Regions from separate parts of the Homo sapiens genome. Here region 1 is linked to region 2. A link is a loop called in an ENCODE intact Hi-C map of the cell type or tissue named here. Cell type or tissue: PC-9. All regions are shown on one strand.

Region 1 (8,000 bases), 660 kb after region 2:
TCCTCCACTGCACCGTCAAATGGGTGCTGTTGAACTACCCACCAGCCATGCTGCTAGAGGCCTGCTAAGGTGTCTTCTAATGCAGAGAAAATACTCAAGCCTGAGCCAGTTATGTTAAATAGGAATGCTGAATCTTCAGGACCAAGAATGTTTAAAATAAGGAATCACCATTTTAAATGAAGAGAAAAAGTGAGAATTGCAAGCAACTACAAAAACAAACAAACAAAAATGAAACATGGCTACCCATCTCAACGGTGACGAAGGCTTCCTGGAACAGGGGAACTAGCAGCAGGCAATGCCATTCTGAGCTCCATCCCTGGATACCTCCTTTGATCAGGCAATGAACTACTGGAGCTACTCTTGGACTAGATCTCCAGCCCCCTGATGCCCCCTCTAATCCATCAACCTCATCTTTCTGAAATGGAAACGTGAGCACACTTCTCTGCTTTTCAAAATACTTCTGCAAGTTTCCATCCATCAACAACAATGGTGTTTCTCAGACTGGGTACACAGGCTCCAGGATGGTATGGCAGGACAACCCCCAGGTAAATGTGCACCAGTCCTAGAGTTTATCAATTTTATTTTCACATTGGTATATGTAAAAGAGTAGTACACAAACTTAGCTTAAGTTTTAAAGATAAAATATGAGACTCCCTCAAAGTGTTAAGCCTGGAAAATGCTTTTTTTGGGCTTTGCCTCTGGAGCTGTCAGATTTCCTGTTCCTTCATCTATGCTTTTAAGAGATGAAAAGTTTAAGAACCCATGGGACAAAAATTCAGATTCCATGGGAGTGCTGCATGAGACCCGTCTGGCTTTACCTCTTATCTATATCTGCAGCTCCTTTATCAATTACTCCATGATACAACTTGCTCTTTAGGATAGAAACTCAGAGACTTACTCTTTCAAGTGGATGTCCCATTTGCTCACATCCCAAGCCTGCCTTGACCTCCTTTCTTCGTCTCACATGGCATTCTGTGCTAATTGCTCCCCCTCCAACACACAAACACATGCATGTGCACACATGTACACACGCACACCCAGCATAGCATTTAAAATCCTCTGGGTAATAATCAGAAAAAAACTCCTTCAATAATAAAGACTAACACACATTGAGGGTTGACTACGTGCCTGTGATACTTCCAAACACTTCATCTTATTAGCTCTGCCCCACAACCATGATAGCGTTCCCACTGGTTGGTGAACTGTTCACTAGACATTGAATTAGTGAAAGCAGTTCTCTATGACTGACAGCCAGAATGGGATGGGATATGGGAAAGACAAGGAAGGAGGGAGAAGTGGACTATTTAGTGTTCTCCTAGGGCAACTTTTAGTCAGACCTCATATGATTAAGACACAAAGATCCAGGTTTCTCAGCCTGCGTGGACATCCACTTGGGAGGGTCCAAAGGTCTTGGGAAGGCTACAATTAGTAAGTACATCTTTATGAGTCAAATCACATTGCTGGGGGGTAAAGTCCAGATTAGATGTCAGTGTCTCTATGGCCTGGTCTGGGTCCTGAGTCGCGAGATGCACCGCTTCATGCTTTTATTAGGAACCTGATAAATGGAACCATCTATCTTTTTATTCTCATTCTTTAACGCTAATGAAACAGAAGTCAGGCTTGGAACCTTGAACCTTGTTTAGTGACTAATTCCAGCCACTTTCTGTGATCATTACCTGTGTTGCTCCCCACTTTAAATCAATTGAAATTGCACTCTTCTTGCAAATTGGAATCACATCAGTTCACTTTTCCCCCCCTATTCATTTGGAGGTTTGAAAAGCCAAGAAAAAAAATTTCCAGAATAAAAGAAGTCTCTGGGATCCATCTCTGCACAAATGAAAAATAAACCTCCCGGTTCTTAACCCTTGGCAGTCATTTTTCTTATACCTTGTCCCAAAAGGCCAGTTTCACACACTCCATTAATGCTGGCTGCCACTGGGACAATTACAGACAGACAGCTTTTCCCATTTGAGCAACTTCTTAAATTTAAAAAGCAACTGTGCAGGAAGGAAGGAGACATGTGGCTGCTCTACTACAGACCTTGTAAAAGGAGGTTCTTCTATGCTATTACCCACCCCCTCCCATACCTACCTTTCCTACCACACACAAGAGCTGAAATAAAAGTTGCATTTCACTTGTGTTGTGGCTGTTATTTTATTTTACACTCCTTGCTTAAAAAAAAAAAAAGTCTTCACTTAAAAAAAAATACATCACCCAAACATGTCTGAGATTTTTTGCAAGGCTTGGGTCTGAACCCAGTGCCTTTGATAGGGGCATTTTTCTTAGCCTGCTGTGGCTAAAGATGGGCATGGTCGGATTTCACTCGCTTGGATTAGGATGGACTTGGCCCTAATATTTTGTTTCTTAATGATTCTTCCAATTTTTAAGTGTCCCAAGAGATAGCTTTGACTTTCCACCCCAGCCTGCTGATGTTATCTTCCTAGGAACTGCTACATCTTTTAATACAACCTGTATTCAAGTTCTCCTTATAGGACCTGAGAGATTCAACTGGCAGCATTTAGGACTACCAGGAATCTCCAGTCTGGCGTTGAGATGAGACGCCTGCAGAAATGACTGGAACATACGGCAGAGCCTCTGTGGACAAGTCACTCAACCACCCCAGAGCTCACTTTCTCTATCTATAAAGTGGAAATAGCCATAATATCAATATCATAGGTTTGTGAAATGGGTCAATAAAATAAAGCATGCCACATATGTTACATAACGCCCAGCATGTAGCAAGTTGTTAGCAGGAAGTAATGACAGTGATAATGGTGTAAAGCTTGGGATGGGGGACATAAAGAAGAGAAGTTACTCCGTTTGAGAGAAATCAGGGGTGACCTCATAGAGGCGGCAGCATTACAAAGCCCTGTAGGGTTTGACAGGCTCAGGTGCAGGTGCAGGGGAGTGCAGGAGGCGGTGAAGGTTGAAGGGAGAGAAACTGAGGATGGGATGACAACAGGCCTCAGGGAAGAGTGAGGAGACCATTTCATTTTAACTGAGGCATAAAGGGGATGAGGAGGGCAGAGGAGGCAAGGGCTGCCTCCAAGAGAAGCCCAGGTGCCAGGGCAAAGGGCTTGGGCTTTCTCTTTGGGTGAGAAGAAGCTATAGCAGACATGGAGCAGATTTCTCTTGAAGCACACACTGTTTTATCTAACAGGCTGCCTTCCAGAGCAGTGATGTCTGCATCAAAGTCATATAATATCAGAGCTGAAAGGCATCTGAAGAATCATCTGATGCAAACCCTTTTTTAAAGATGGGGAAACTGAGGCTCAAAAGGAGGAGTGATGTTCAGGCAAAGGCTCCAGGACCACATATCACCAGGGAGCAGGAGAGGATTCCTACACTGGGGATGAAGGACATGTCCTCTGTGTCCCTTTCATTTTATGGCTTCTGAGATCCTCGCCCAGTCCCCTGCACCCACAGCGATAGCAAAACTCTCTCGGGGAGAAACATGGGTCCTGGCAGCTCTCATCTTCAGGGGATTAAATCCTATGCATACTTCAATATCCAAAGAAGTGGCTCCCTGAACCTACCTTACTGTCAGAATCATTCGTGAAGCTTTGTAAAGATGTGGGCAAGTGAGACCTGTCCTTTGAGCTGGGGATTCTGTAGGTCTGAGCTAAGGTCTGTGCATCCGTGTCTTTTTTTTTTTTTTGGAGACGGAGTCTCACTCTGTTGCCAGGCTGGAGTGCAATGGTGCCATCTCGGCTCAGTGCAAGCTCCGTCTCCTGGGTTCAAGCGATTTCCCTGCCTCAGCCTCCTGAGTAGCTGGGGCTATAGGCACATGCCACCAAGCCCAGCTAATTTTTTTGTATTTTAGTAGAGACGGGGTTTCACCATGTTGGCCAGGCTGGTCTTGATCTCTCGACTTCGTGATCCGCCCACCTCGGCCTCCCAAAGTGCTGGGATTACAGGCGTGAGCCACCGAGCCTGGCCCGTGTCTTTAGCAAGATATTTTCAGAAGCTCCGTGCTCCAAGAAGGTGCCCTTCATTTCTCCCGACAGTGGGGAGTCCCCTCCTCTTTCCCAGCGTATTACAGTTCCTTTGCAATGATTTTTCTCCCTTCTTCCAGAAAACATATCTGAGTTACCTTTGAAACTCACCCTCATTCATTCCCTTGGCCCTAGGACAATTTTTGTTGTTTGTTTACATGACAGATACTAAATGAAAAAATGTTTGGTGAATGATTGAAGGAATAACTGAAATACTGTGCAAATCAATGAATAATGGCAATAGTAGAAGCTACTATTCTTAGCACTTGCTCTGTGTCAGACATGGCTAAATATTTTTTATGTGTGTGTCATTTAAGTCTTGTGTCCCTATGAACAAAATACTATTTTCTTCACTTTATAGATATGGGAACTAAATTCAGAGAGATGAAGTGACCTGTCCAAGTTCGAACAACTTGTAAGTTATGGAATAAATAATTTTTTAATGGGTGAATAAACAAATCCATGCCGCTCGTTCTGTGATATCCAGGGCTCTAGTGCTGTCCCTGGCTGGCCTGAAAAAGAAGCAATGTTGCTCTCTTCTGCTCTCTGCCGGCCGAATGTAGTGTAGCACAAAGAGCTCAGAAGTCTGTCTTAGGCCCTGCATTTGTGGTCTGAGCCCAGAAATTGAGGAATCACGTGACCTTGGGTAACTCATTTCACTTTTCTGAGCCTCTTGTTTCTTTGTCTTAAAAATGAGAATGACAATCTCATCAATGAAAACTACTTGGGGATTTGGGGGAAACCGAATCAGATAAACAAAGGTGGGCACTTTGCAAGATTTGGACACAATAGTTACACAAATAAAAGCGTCCGCCTTCTGGTGTTGTGGAGATTAATGACCTAATTCTTGTAAAGTGCTTAGACCAGTACCAGGCACATAGCAAGTTACCACTCAATATCAATTAATGTTATCATCGTTATTTCCCTTTAACCCTTTAGTGACTCATCTTCTTTATTCTCTTTTCACCTGTCATGCTCCATCTACCTGAAATCTTCCTCTTGTCTGACACATTGCTCCTCCAGCTGGATTTGGGCATAGGCTCAGGGTGGCTGCAGTGTGTTGTAGGAATGTGAGAGGTACCAGGATGTCCTGTCTACTCTGGCATCAGGAATTCCCAAGGGGTATCTCTGGCCTTGGGCTCTGCACGGGCCCCGTGATCAGCTCCACACCTGTTTGTTCCAAGGAATCATGAGCTTAAGCAGAGTTTGGAAGTCTTTGAAAAAGCCTGCAACCTGGGGTTCTTGCCTTGGGGGACACAGATGAGCTTCACGGCCTCCCACATTTGCTTGCTTGGGTTTATAGGTACATCTCATTTTATTCTTTTTTAAATTAAAAAAAAATTGATACAGGGTCTCTGGGTCACCCAGGCTGGAGTGCAGTGGTGCAATCAAGGCTCACTGCAACCTCTGCCTCCCAGGCTCAAGCCATCCTCCCACCTCAGCCTCTTGAGTAGCTGGGACTACAGACGTGTACTACCACACCGGGCTAATTTTTGTATTTTTCGTAGAGACAGGGTTTCACCATGTTGCCCAGACTGGTTTCAAACTCCTGGGCTCAAGTGATCCACCCACCTCGGCCTCCCAAAGTGCTGGGATTACAGGTGTAAGCCAGTGCACCTGATTTAGCCTCATTTTATTGCACTTTGCTTTACTGTACTTTGCAGATAATGCATTTTTTACAAATTGAAAATTTGTGGCAATCCAGCGTCAAGCAAGACTATAGATGTCATTTTTCCAACAGCTGTCTCTATGATGTCACATTTTTGTAATTCTTGCAATATTTCAAACTTTCTTATTATTACTGTGTCTGATATGACGATCTATGATAAGTGATATTTAATGTTACTATTGTAGTTGTTTTGGGGCACCATGAGCCACATCCATATAAAACAACAAATTTAATTGATGATTGCTGTGTGTGTTCTGACTGCTTCATCTCTTTCCCTTTCTTTGGGAAATTGTTTCCCTGAGACACAACAATATTAAAATTAGGCCAATTAATAACCCTACAATGGCCTCTAAGTAGTCAAGTGAAAGAAGGAGTCACACATCTCTCACTTTAAATCAAAAGCTAGAAATGATTATGCTTAGTGAGAAAGGCATGTAGAAAGCTGAGACTGGCCTAAAGCTACGCCTCTTTCACTAAATAGCCAAATTGTGAATGCAAAGGAAAAGTTCTTGAAGGAAATTAAAGGTGCTACTTGTGAACACAGGAATAAGAAGAAAGTGAAAGCCTTCTTGCTGATATAGAGAACGTTTCAGTGGTCTGGATAGAAGATCAAACATGCCCAACATTCTCTTAAACCAAAGCCTAATCCAGAGCAAGGCTCTAACCCACTTCAATTCTATAAAGGATGAGAGAGGTGAGGAAGCTGCAGAAGTAGTTTGAAGCTAGCAGAGAGAGGCTGGTTCATGAGGTTTAAAGAAAGAAGCCATCTCCACAACATAAAAGTGCAAGGTGAAGCAGCAAGTGCTGATGTAGAAGCTGCAGCAAGTTATCGAGAAAATCTAGCTAAGATAATTGATGAAGGTGGTGATATAGCTTGAATACATGTCTCCACCAAATCCCACGTTGAGTTGTCCCTCCCATTGTTGGGGGTGGGGCCTGGTGGAGGTGGAAGGTGTCTGGGTCATGGAGGTGGATCCCTTATGGTTTGGTGCTGTCCTCCTGATAGTGAGTGAGTTCTCCTGAGATCTGGTTAAGTTTGTGCCCCCCATGCCACTGCCTCGCTTGCACCTTCTTTTGCCATGTGAAGTACCCGCTCCTGCTTCCCCTTCCACTGTGAGTGGCATGCTGGTGCCATGCCTGTATAGCCACTAGAATCATGAACCAATTTAACCTCTTTTACTTATAATTTACCCAGTCTCAGGTATTTCTTGGTAGCAATGCAAGAACAGCCTAATATAGGTGGCTACACTAAACAATATTTTCAGTGTAGACAAAACAGCCTTATATTGGAAGAAGATGCCCTCTAGGACTTTCATAGCTAGAGAGAAGTCAATGTCTGGCTTCAAAGCTTCAAAGAACAGGGTAACTCTTTTGTTAGAGGCCAGCGTAGGAGGTGACTTAAGTTGAAGCCAATGCTCATTCACCATTTTGAAAATCCTGGGACCCTTAAGAACATCTATTCTGCGCCCATGGATCAAGAAGTAATTTTGACCTTTAAGTCTTATTATTCAAGAAATATATTTTATAAAGCTATAGCTGCCATAGATAGTAATTCCCCTGATGAATCCGGGCAAAGTGAATTCAGAACCTTCTGGAAAGGATTCACCATTCTAGATGCCATTAAGAACATTTGTGACTGATGGGAGAAGATCAACATATTAACTTTAGTGGGAGTTTGAAAGAGATGATTACAACTCTCACGGATGGCTTTGAGGAGTTCAAGGCTTCAGGGGAGGAAGTCACTGCAGATGGGGTGGAAGTGACAAGAGGACTAAGAAGTGGAGCCTGAAGATGTGACTGAATTGCTTCAATCTCATGAAAAAACTGGAACAGATGAAGTTCGAAGTAAGAGTTGTTTTTTATGGGTGAGCAAAGAAAGTGGTTTCTTGAGATGGAATCTACTCCTGGTGAAGATACTGTGAATACTATTGACGTAACAAAGGATTGAGCATATTACATAAACTTAGTTGATAAAGCAGCAGCAGGGTTTGAGAAGATTGACTCCAGTTTTGAAGGCGTGGGTAAACTGTGGGTAAAATGCTACCGAACAGAATTGCATGCTACCTGTTAAATCCTTTGTTAAAGGAAGGGTCAGTCTACATGGCAAACTTCATTGTTTTATTTTTAAAAATTGCCACAGTCCCCCAGCCTTCAACAGTCCCCATCCTGATCAGTCAGTAGCCATCAGCATCAAGCTAGCAAAAAGATTACAGATCACCAAAGGCTCAGATGATCATCAGCACTTTTTAGCAATGAAATATTTTTTAATTAAGGGCTGACTTTTTTTAGACATACTGCTATTGCACACTTAGTAGACCACAGTATAATGTAAATGC
Region 2 (8,000 bases):
TGGCTGAGGTAGGAGAATCGCTTGAACCCAGGAGGCAGAGGTTGCAGTGAGCCGAGATCACGCCACTGCACTCCAGCCTAGGTGCGACAGAGCCAGACTCCATCTCAATAAAAACAAAAACAAAAACAAAAACAAAACTCAGTCTTCTGACTTTGACCAAAGCCTTTTCCAACCCACTGCTTTATTCTTGAAAAACAAGTGAGTACTGGTTTCATCAAATGTTAAATTGAATTAGTAAGAGATTCTCCTCCTTCCACCTGTCCTCAAGCAGGGTTGGGTCCTATAGTCCTGTTTCATGTCCCCATGAACCTCATGCCCCCTAGAATAACCTGTTAGCCTTAGGAATACATAAATGCTGCACAAAAAGATCCCATGTGCTAAGAGGCTAAGAATCTCCAATGAGTGGGGAGAAAGGCATTAGCTCAAGAAATCAACCCTTGGTTTGGGAAATGTCTTCATAGCCTCTTGGGGAGCAAAGGAAAGAGCTTGAAGGACTTTAGCCGTGACACTCCTCTCAGCATGGTGGCCAGGCCCTTCATCCTTCAGCACCTGCCTACCTCTCATGCCCCTTCATGTCTTTGCTTGGGTTCTCCCGGACCTGTGTGCAATCCCCTGGGCTGTGCCTCCTCCAGCCTCCTGGGCTTCCCATACGCTGCTCTCTCACTTCCCTTCAACTGGAAAACCCAGATTCATCTTTTGCAGTCTTCTGTTTACTTGTCAGTATTCCTTGCTCAGATTAGAAATTCCTTGCCTCACTGCAAGTGCCCAGCAAGGTAGCAGTCAATCATACAAGGGCATGGCAGATGCACCTGGGCCCTTCCTGCATTTGCCCCTTCTTTCTTCCCCTGCTGCCTTCCCTATTATGCCAGAGAGCTTGTTCTGTGCAGCGGAGGGTCTGCCCTGGCTGTGTGCGGGTCAGGGTTGGCTGCATTCTCTCCCGCTGCTTTAGCAGTTCCTTGCCCTCTCTGAGCCCGCTTTTCTTTGTCACATGGGAGTTGATTCATTGGGATCTTATGGAGGCCTTCAGCCCCGTTCAGGGTTTGGTTCTCAAAATTGAATAAAAATCTCTGAGCTTGTGGAGGAAGAGGTTTCCTTTGGGCCTGTGGGCTCAGGTGGGCTGTGCTGAGCTTTACCTGAGGGAACACATTACCCACCAGGATCACACCTGTGGGCAGGGCCTGCCTGCGACGTCCTCCTTCCCAGCTCACCAAGAGCCATTCTCCAGAGACCCTCTGTCTCCCCCTCATCAGTGCTTGTGGCTCCGCAAGCTTCTCACTAGCAGCGTTCATGGTGAAAACTCTCACAAAAATAGCTTCAAGCTGGAACGAGGAAAATAAAATAACTCCGGCCTGTCCCTGCCAAAAACAAGAAAACAGTGTGCGAGCAACTAGCCCAGTCCTCTGGCAATGGATGCTCACAGCGAGGCTCAATCATTTCACTCTCTTCAGCTGCTGTACATCCCCAAGATCCCGTGTCTGGGGTCATGTGCCATTAATTAATTAACTAATTAATTGATTGATCCAATCCTCTGAAGTCACTGAGAATTCAACCTTGTGGTTTGGACTTGTGATTGCTCCAAACTCCTAGCCTTGGTGTCATCTTTTGGGTCACTCCTGAAAATGGGACAACTCCCTGAGTCTCCCTTCTCCACCAGACTTCCCCAGGTCCACACTAAGGAAATGATTGCACAAATAGCTACTTGTTTGATGGGAGGATCATAAAAACACTCCCCTACCCACTGGAATTTAGACTGTGTCTTTTGTTAACAGCCAATTAATAATAATCAGTAGCTGCCTATTGATTTGCTCTCTTGAATTTCCTTTTTTTTTTCTTTAAACAGGTAAAGAATGTAGACCTGGTTTAAGCCGGACAAAGCCAGAATCCTCAAATCCATATGGGTGCAGACATCTGTGAGCCCTGAAGCAATCCAAATGCATCTAAATATTCTTTGCTCTATCACAAATGGATCTAATTTTTTTTTCTGAAAAGGAAGCCAGAAATCCAACGAAGCAGTTCAAATTGTAATTTAAGCTATAGATTTTTAAAAAATTTAAGAAGCTGCTAAACTGGAACGAGGCAGAAGCATCAGAGAGACTCCCGACTAATTGAACAGTCATTTCATTTGGTTCCTGTCCCTGGTAGGAGCGGTCCAAGGCTAACCTCTGGATCCCTGTTCTTCTGTATCTGACAGTGTAGATACCAGCAGGGCATTTTCCAGCCTGATGTAGTCGTGGGTGAGTTTGTCTCAGTGGAGGGACTTTCACACTCTGGCCAAGTCTGGAAAACTGATCACTGTCAGTCCTTCTTGTTTAAAGTGAGTCACCTTGGTGGGTCTACAAATGGAATTGTGAACCTGGGAGTTTAGGGGTATAGCTTCGGCACTGCCATTAACTCACTGTGTGACCCTAGGCCAGGCCCTCCTCTCCTCTTGAGAGTCTGCTCAATTGGAAAATGAGGACATTAAGCTACCTGATCCAGCAGGCCTGTGGGCCTGTGGTAATGGCCTCCAAAGATGTCCCCATTCTAATCCCTGGAACCAGTGAATATGTGACCTTACATCGTAAAAGAGGCTTTGAATAGGTGATTAATTTAGTAATCCTGAGATGGGAAGGTTATTCTGGATTATGCAGTAGGCCCAGTGTCATCAAAAGGGTTCTTTAAAGGCTGGGCATGGGGGCTCACACCTGTAATCCCAGCACTTTGGGAGGCTGAAGTGGGCAGGTCACTTGAAGTCAGGAGTTTGAGACCAGCCTGGCCAACATGGTGAAATCCCAAGTCTGCTAAAAATACAAAAGCTAGCCGGGCATGGTGGTGGATGACTGTAATCCCAGCTACTCGGGAGGCTGAGGCAGGAGAATCGCTTGAACATGGGAGGTAGAGGTTGCAGTGAGCCGAGATCATGCCACTGCACCCCAGCCTGGGTGACAGAGCAAAACTCTGTCTAAAAAAAAAAATTCTTCAAAAATGGAAGAGGGAAGCATGAGAGAAGTCACAGTTAGAGGGAGATGTGCCTGTGTGGATTTGTGACAGGAGAAGGACTTAACCCGTTATGGCTGGCTTTGAAGACTGAGGAAGTGGTTGCAAGCCAAGGAACGTGGGCAGCCTCTAGAAGCTGGAAAAAGCAAGGAAACACAGCCTCCTGTAGAGCTTCCAGAAAGAAATGCAGCCCTGCTGACACTGGGTTTTAGCCCAGCGAGACCTGTGTCAGACTTTTGACCTATAGAACTGTAAGATAATACATTTGTGCTGTTTTAAGCCACGAGGGTAGTAGTTATTTGCAGTGGCAGTGATAGAAAACCATACAAGACCCTTTCTGGCAACTTTACACTCTCTAAGAATAAAAGCTAGCTTAGCTAACAGCTGGCAGCCCCATCTGGGAGAATGCTTGGGAGGAGGCATCACAGGGGTGCTCTGTCCCAGCTGCCTTCTACAGTCCCCAGGACTGCCAGCTCCTGGCCATGCTTGGGCGTGAGCATCCCACTGGGCAGGGGAGGCAGTGCTGTTATGGCACTTTGAGTCTCAGGAGATCATCTGGTCCTGCATCTTCCCTTCACACAGGTAAGGTATTATCTTCATCCAAAAATTGAGGGAGCTGTGCCCAGAGATGTGCATGGTCTCACCCACTGTCACACAGCTACTGAGAGAAGAACGCTGTGGGGCCAGGGCTCATAACTCCTGGTGGGAGACTCTTCCATTTGTCACACTGGGCAAGTAACTTTTCCTTGTGTTAGCGGGTCATGAAGGAGAGACAGACAGATAGGGAGGTTGGATGGCAGAACAGGACTGGAACCCTGAACCCCTGGTCTAGCCAGTGCTTTCTGAGCACCTGTGCTTGAGGGGAAAGGTACAGCCACATTAGGCCTTTCTTCACTGCTTGAGGAGAGACTTTGAGGGGGGAGTGGTGGGGGCCGGGAGGGAAAGTGAAAGATTAGGCTAAAGGAACTGCTGCTATGGAACCAGCATGGTGCTAAGGATGAGGATTCTGCCTGATCAGGAAGTTCTCTCTCACACCTGGAGGCTGAAAAGGGCATGCCCTGTGTCCGTAACACCAAAAGGCACCTCCCAACCTCTCATTCCACCTCTAAGAACTCATGGGGAGCAAGGCAGAGTGCCAGTGTGGCTTCTGGGGGGACAAGGCAGGTCAGTTTGCTGGGGGTGGGGAGGCCAGGAAGGCTCGTGTGTGGGAGGGAGGCCATGCTGGGGCCTGTGTCCAGCCCAAATTCACCGATGGGGTCAGGAGGGGTCAGGGTAGCAGACAGATCACAGGGGGACACAAAGGCCTTCTTGATAGTTTCCATGTCTGAGCAGCATTCTCCAGGCCACGTGCCTGTGGGTCCAGGGCAGCCTCCTTCAGAACGCGGGCTGTGACTCATCAGTGGGACTTGAAGACATTTACAAAGTTGTGAGCAATCTTTAAAAAATTTTAGAATAAACATATAGAGTATGCACATTTTGTAAAAGTAAGTGTTGTTGCGTAAAACTTTACATATACACAGTCTGCAGTTTTGACCTGGCAGGTCCGACCCTTTCCTAGGCCCCGGAGGGAGAGAGACTCGGATGTGGAGAAAAGGCAGAAATAACTCAGCCATTTCCACAAGACCAGCTTTTAATATGACTGTGATTTGAAGCACGAATAAATAAATGCCAAAGAAAATGGAAAAACCAAAGCAAACCTCAGAACATCAAAACTAAAATAAAAAAGCATAAAATGAAGCAAAACAAAACAAATCTCCATCGGACAAACATAAAAGCCCCCCTACCCCAGATAAAAAGAATCAGACTGTACAAGCTGTGTCACAGGGAGAGAAGAACGACATGGGCACCATGGGTGAACACAGGCGTCCCCCACCCGCTGGCTGCTGTGCCGCCGTCATAGGCACTGGGGGGGAGGGAGGTTGGCGCGGGTCACCTTTGGCGCCGAAGCCCCATGGGCAGCTTGGGGAAAAGGGGGTTTTTGGGCAGGTTAAGAACTTTCACAAACGACACAAGAACTGAATGTAGCAGAGAGTCCCATGGGTTCCCTCTTGATTGTGCAGTTCTGATTCCAGGGTGGCCTCATGGTGACTTTGGACCTGGAATCTGGTCCCACTGCACGGGCAGCAGTGTGGACACTGGAAACCGCGTGGAGGAGTGTCATGTACAAGACAGACGTGGAGGTGGCGCCACAAGAAGTCTGAGCATGCAGGTGCTTTATACATCTGGCAGTGAGATGTGATGGCAGGTTCGTTCTTGGACAGTTCCAGAGTGTGACTCATCTCTCCTAAGAGGGACGCACGGCGGGGCCCAAGGATGCGTCGTGTTGGACGTGGCCGGAGCGAGGTCTAGGCAGCTAGTCTGCAATGTGTGCATAGGGGGCTCTTGCTTCTTTCCAGCACTGGGGCCATCCCACCTGAGCTTGCTGTTCCTTGTCCTGGGTCTTGGGCCTCAAGGTCTGTTTGGAGGGAGTGCTGGGTGACTCGAGGGGTGTCAGCAGGCAATCTCCTCCAAGGTCCCCAGGGTCGTCTGCAGGGGCACGTTCACAGTGTGACTGATGGTTTCAGAGTGGTTTGGCATTGTGTCACAAGTACTCTGGAAGGGAAGGGTTGGTGGGAGTTTATTATTCGCTCAGCAAAAATTCTTCATGATGCCACCAGCGGCCCAGCCTAGGCCCTGGGGAAGGTGCTCCCCACTTGTGGGCTGCTTCTGCTCCAGACATCTGATAGGCTAGTTTACCATCTTGGGGGCATGAGGCTGAATGGAATCCTTACCATTGCACACCTGGGTGCCCCCTATGGCAGTGAGAAGGCTCCCTGGTTTGATTGGCTGCTGGTTTGATCCCTCTTAGAGGTGCCCCTCATGTAACTGGACCTATATCTGAGTGGTCTGTAGCTTTGGGGCTGGATGGTCTGAGTCCTGACCTCTCTCTTGGGGGCCTCCCTCGGGGCTATGGTGCAGGAAGTGCAGCCCATGGCTAAGCCTGGGGCAGGGAGGACCCATGGCTGAGGCCAAGCAGAAACGGTAGAAGGCCTTAGAGCTCAGAGCCAGAGCTGGTCAGAGCTGCCCCAAGGACTTTTAGGGTTAAGCTGGACCCAGGGCAATGTAGTTGTGGGTCCCTAAGCGGGGAGGGGCTGAGCTGGCCGCACATGAATCTTCAGGGTGGTTCCCAGGCTGTGGTGGGTGGGAGGCTGGGAGGGATGGGAGCAGGGCACCGCTAGCCAGGAGGCTGTGCCAGGAATTTGGGGAAGATTTGATAGGGCCACAACTAGGGGAGGAGAAACAGGGTGGAGAAGAGGCTGTGACGCTGAGACCTTCTGAAGCAAGGAGGGCTCTGGGGGTGCAAAGGGAACCACTTGCTGAGCACTTACTATAAACTAGGTGCTGTGCTGACTGCTTTGCCGGCAGGATCTCACTGAACTCGGATGACAGCCCCCTGCAGTCTGATCTGATGCAGATGCTTAGACAGGTTTAATATGTAACTTGCCCCCAGGCACACAGCCAGGAAGCCGGAGCCTTAGGATCCAGCCAGGCCAGCTGATGCCAGACCGTGGGCCCCTTCCACACTGCCCTCCCCTTCCCCACTTCCGTTCCACAGAGGCTGCAGGGGACCGGAGAATCAAAGCAAGATTTGTAGACAGTGTGTGGAACAGAAATGGAATCCATATAGGGAGAAGGGGCTGGGATCCATTTTGGATTTGTTGATATTAAGTGGGTGGTGGTCACTCAATGGGCACCGTTTTCCAGGGCTGGAGGTGCTGATTTGGGGCCCAAGGCTGGATGGGGAAAGCTGGCGACACCTGCACCCATCAGCGAAGGCCTGAGCCCAGGAGTAGACTGAGTTTTGGAAGCAGAATGACCAACAGCCACAGAGGGGCTGCCCTCGGGCTATAGGAAAGAGAGGCAGAGTAGGGCAGTGGTTAGAAGTGCTTGGAGGGCAGCTCTGACACTCAGCAGCTGTGGGACTTTGGTCTCTGGGCCTCAACTGCCTCAAATACAAAGTGCCTGACAGTGCCTGACACGTACCAGGCATACAATAGTCAGTAGCTATAATGGGCACTATTGCTACTACCAACTTCATGGGGCTCCATACTCTATCCCTTTCGAATGGGATGGAGGGCCAATGATGCTTTGCTTGTACTTTGCCACCACTGGGGAATAAGGGAGTAGATGTACAGAGCCTGTCCAGTTCTCCCCCTGCTGTGAGATGGGGGAAGCAGCTGTCTGCCTGGGAGAAGCTGGATTGGGCCAGGCAGTTCCTATGTTTGGAAGCACCTCCTGGTGTCTGCTGCATCCGTACTGGCTTCTGGCATGACTCTCAGAGAGAGGCTCGAGGCTCAGCTGGAGTGTCCTTGGATTTGGGAACTGACAGCATGTCCCAAGCCATGGAAAGGTGTGCAGTGAGTCACATCTTTCCTGCCCGGCCCCAGCATCTGGTTTTGTACTGCCGGTACAAGCCAGAGCAGCAGAACAACTTCCAATCAGTGAGCTGCTCTTACCACATTCTCATCGTGGCTCCCTTCGTCCTCCTCTTTGCCAAGCAGGTCTAATAGCTTCTCTTTGATCAGCTGCAAGAAAAGCAGGAAGGGGTTGGTCAGGCCGGGAAGAGGGTGCAGAGGCAGAAGGGACCTCCCTCCATTGGGCCCCACTGGGGTGGCAGCTGCTTGGGCTGTGGCTGAACATACCGTAGCACAAGCCCAGCCTGGCAGCCAGCTCCAGGTGCCTGTCTGTCTCAACCCAGCCTTTTGGCTGAAATGGGATTTTGTTGCAGGAGATGGAGCTAGGAATAGGTAATGGAAGGCCCTGCTTCACAGGGTGAACTGCTGTCTTTGTGGCTGGCGAGTGTTAGTAAGTGGTGTGTGCTGGTATGCTGGCTCCCTGTCTGTCCTCAGGAGCAGCCTTGGGACCCCCTTTCTGTGGCTGGGGCTGGGGGACAAGATTATTATTCACTTGCTAGGCCTGACACTGCACACAATTCAGAAGACCAGGACATGCCTGAGTTCATAACATTTTACTCCTAGCAATAG

The links. A loop is a pair of places that touch in the nucleus more often than their neighbours do. Peaks named below come from ENCODE experiments on the same cell type or tissue, not always from the same donor. Only the 100,000 strongest peaks of a DNase experiment are listed, where the experiment ranks them.
Region 1: it touches region 2 in a loop (4-fold over the local background); 7 of 110 quality-filtered maps call a loop at or near these places.

What each region holds. Positions count from the first base shown.
Region 1 is chr17:33,670,254-33,678,253 of GRCh38, forward strand. It overlaps a transcript of ASIC2 not described here. Among named protein-coding and RNA genes, the nearest start is that of ASIC2-AS1, 120 kb to the left of the region's middle. In PC-9, CTCF peaks have their summits at 4,556 (motif pointing left) and 4,758; no DNase peak of the experiment used is centred here.
Region 2 is chr17:33,008,499-33,016,498 of GRCh38, forward strand. ASIC2 (acid sensing ion channel subunit 2) reads right to left here. Exons shown (of 10, transcript NM_183377.2): 9 at 7,473-7,541; 10 at 4,589-5,568. The coding sequence ends at 5,467. Among named protein-coding and RNA genes, the nearest start is that of SPACA3, 21 kb to the left of the region's middle. RefSeq lists an enhancer at 5,779-6,280. In PC-9, no CTCF peak of the experiment used is centred here; a DNase peak (open chromatin) is centred at 4,383; H3K27me3 peaks cover 4,808 bases.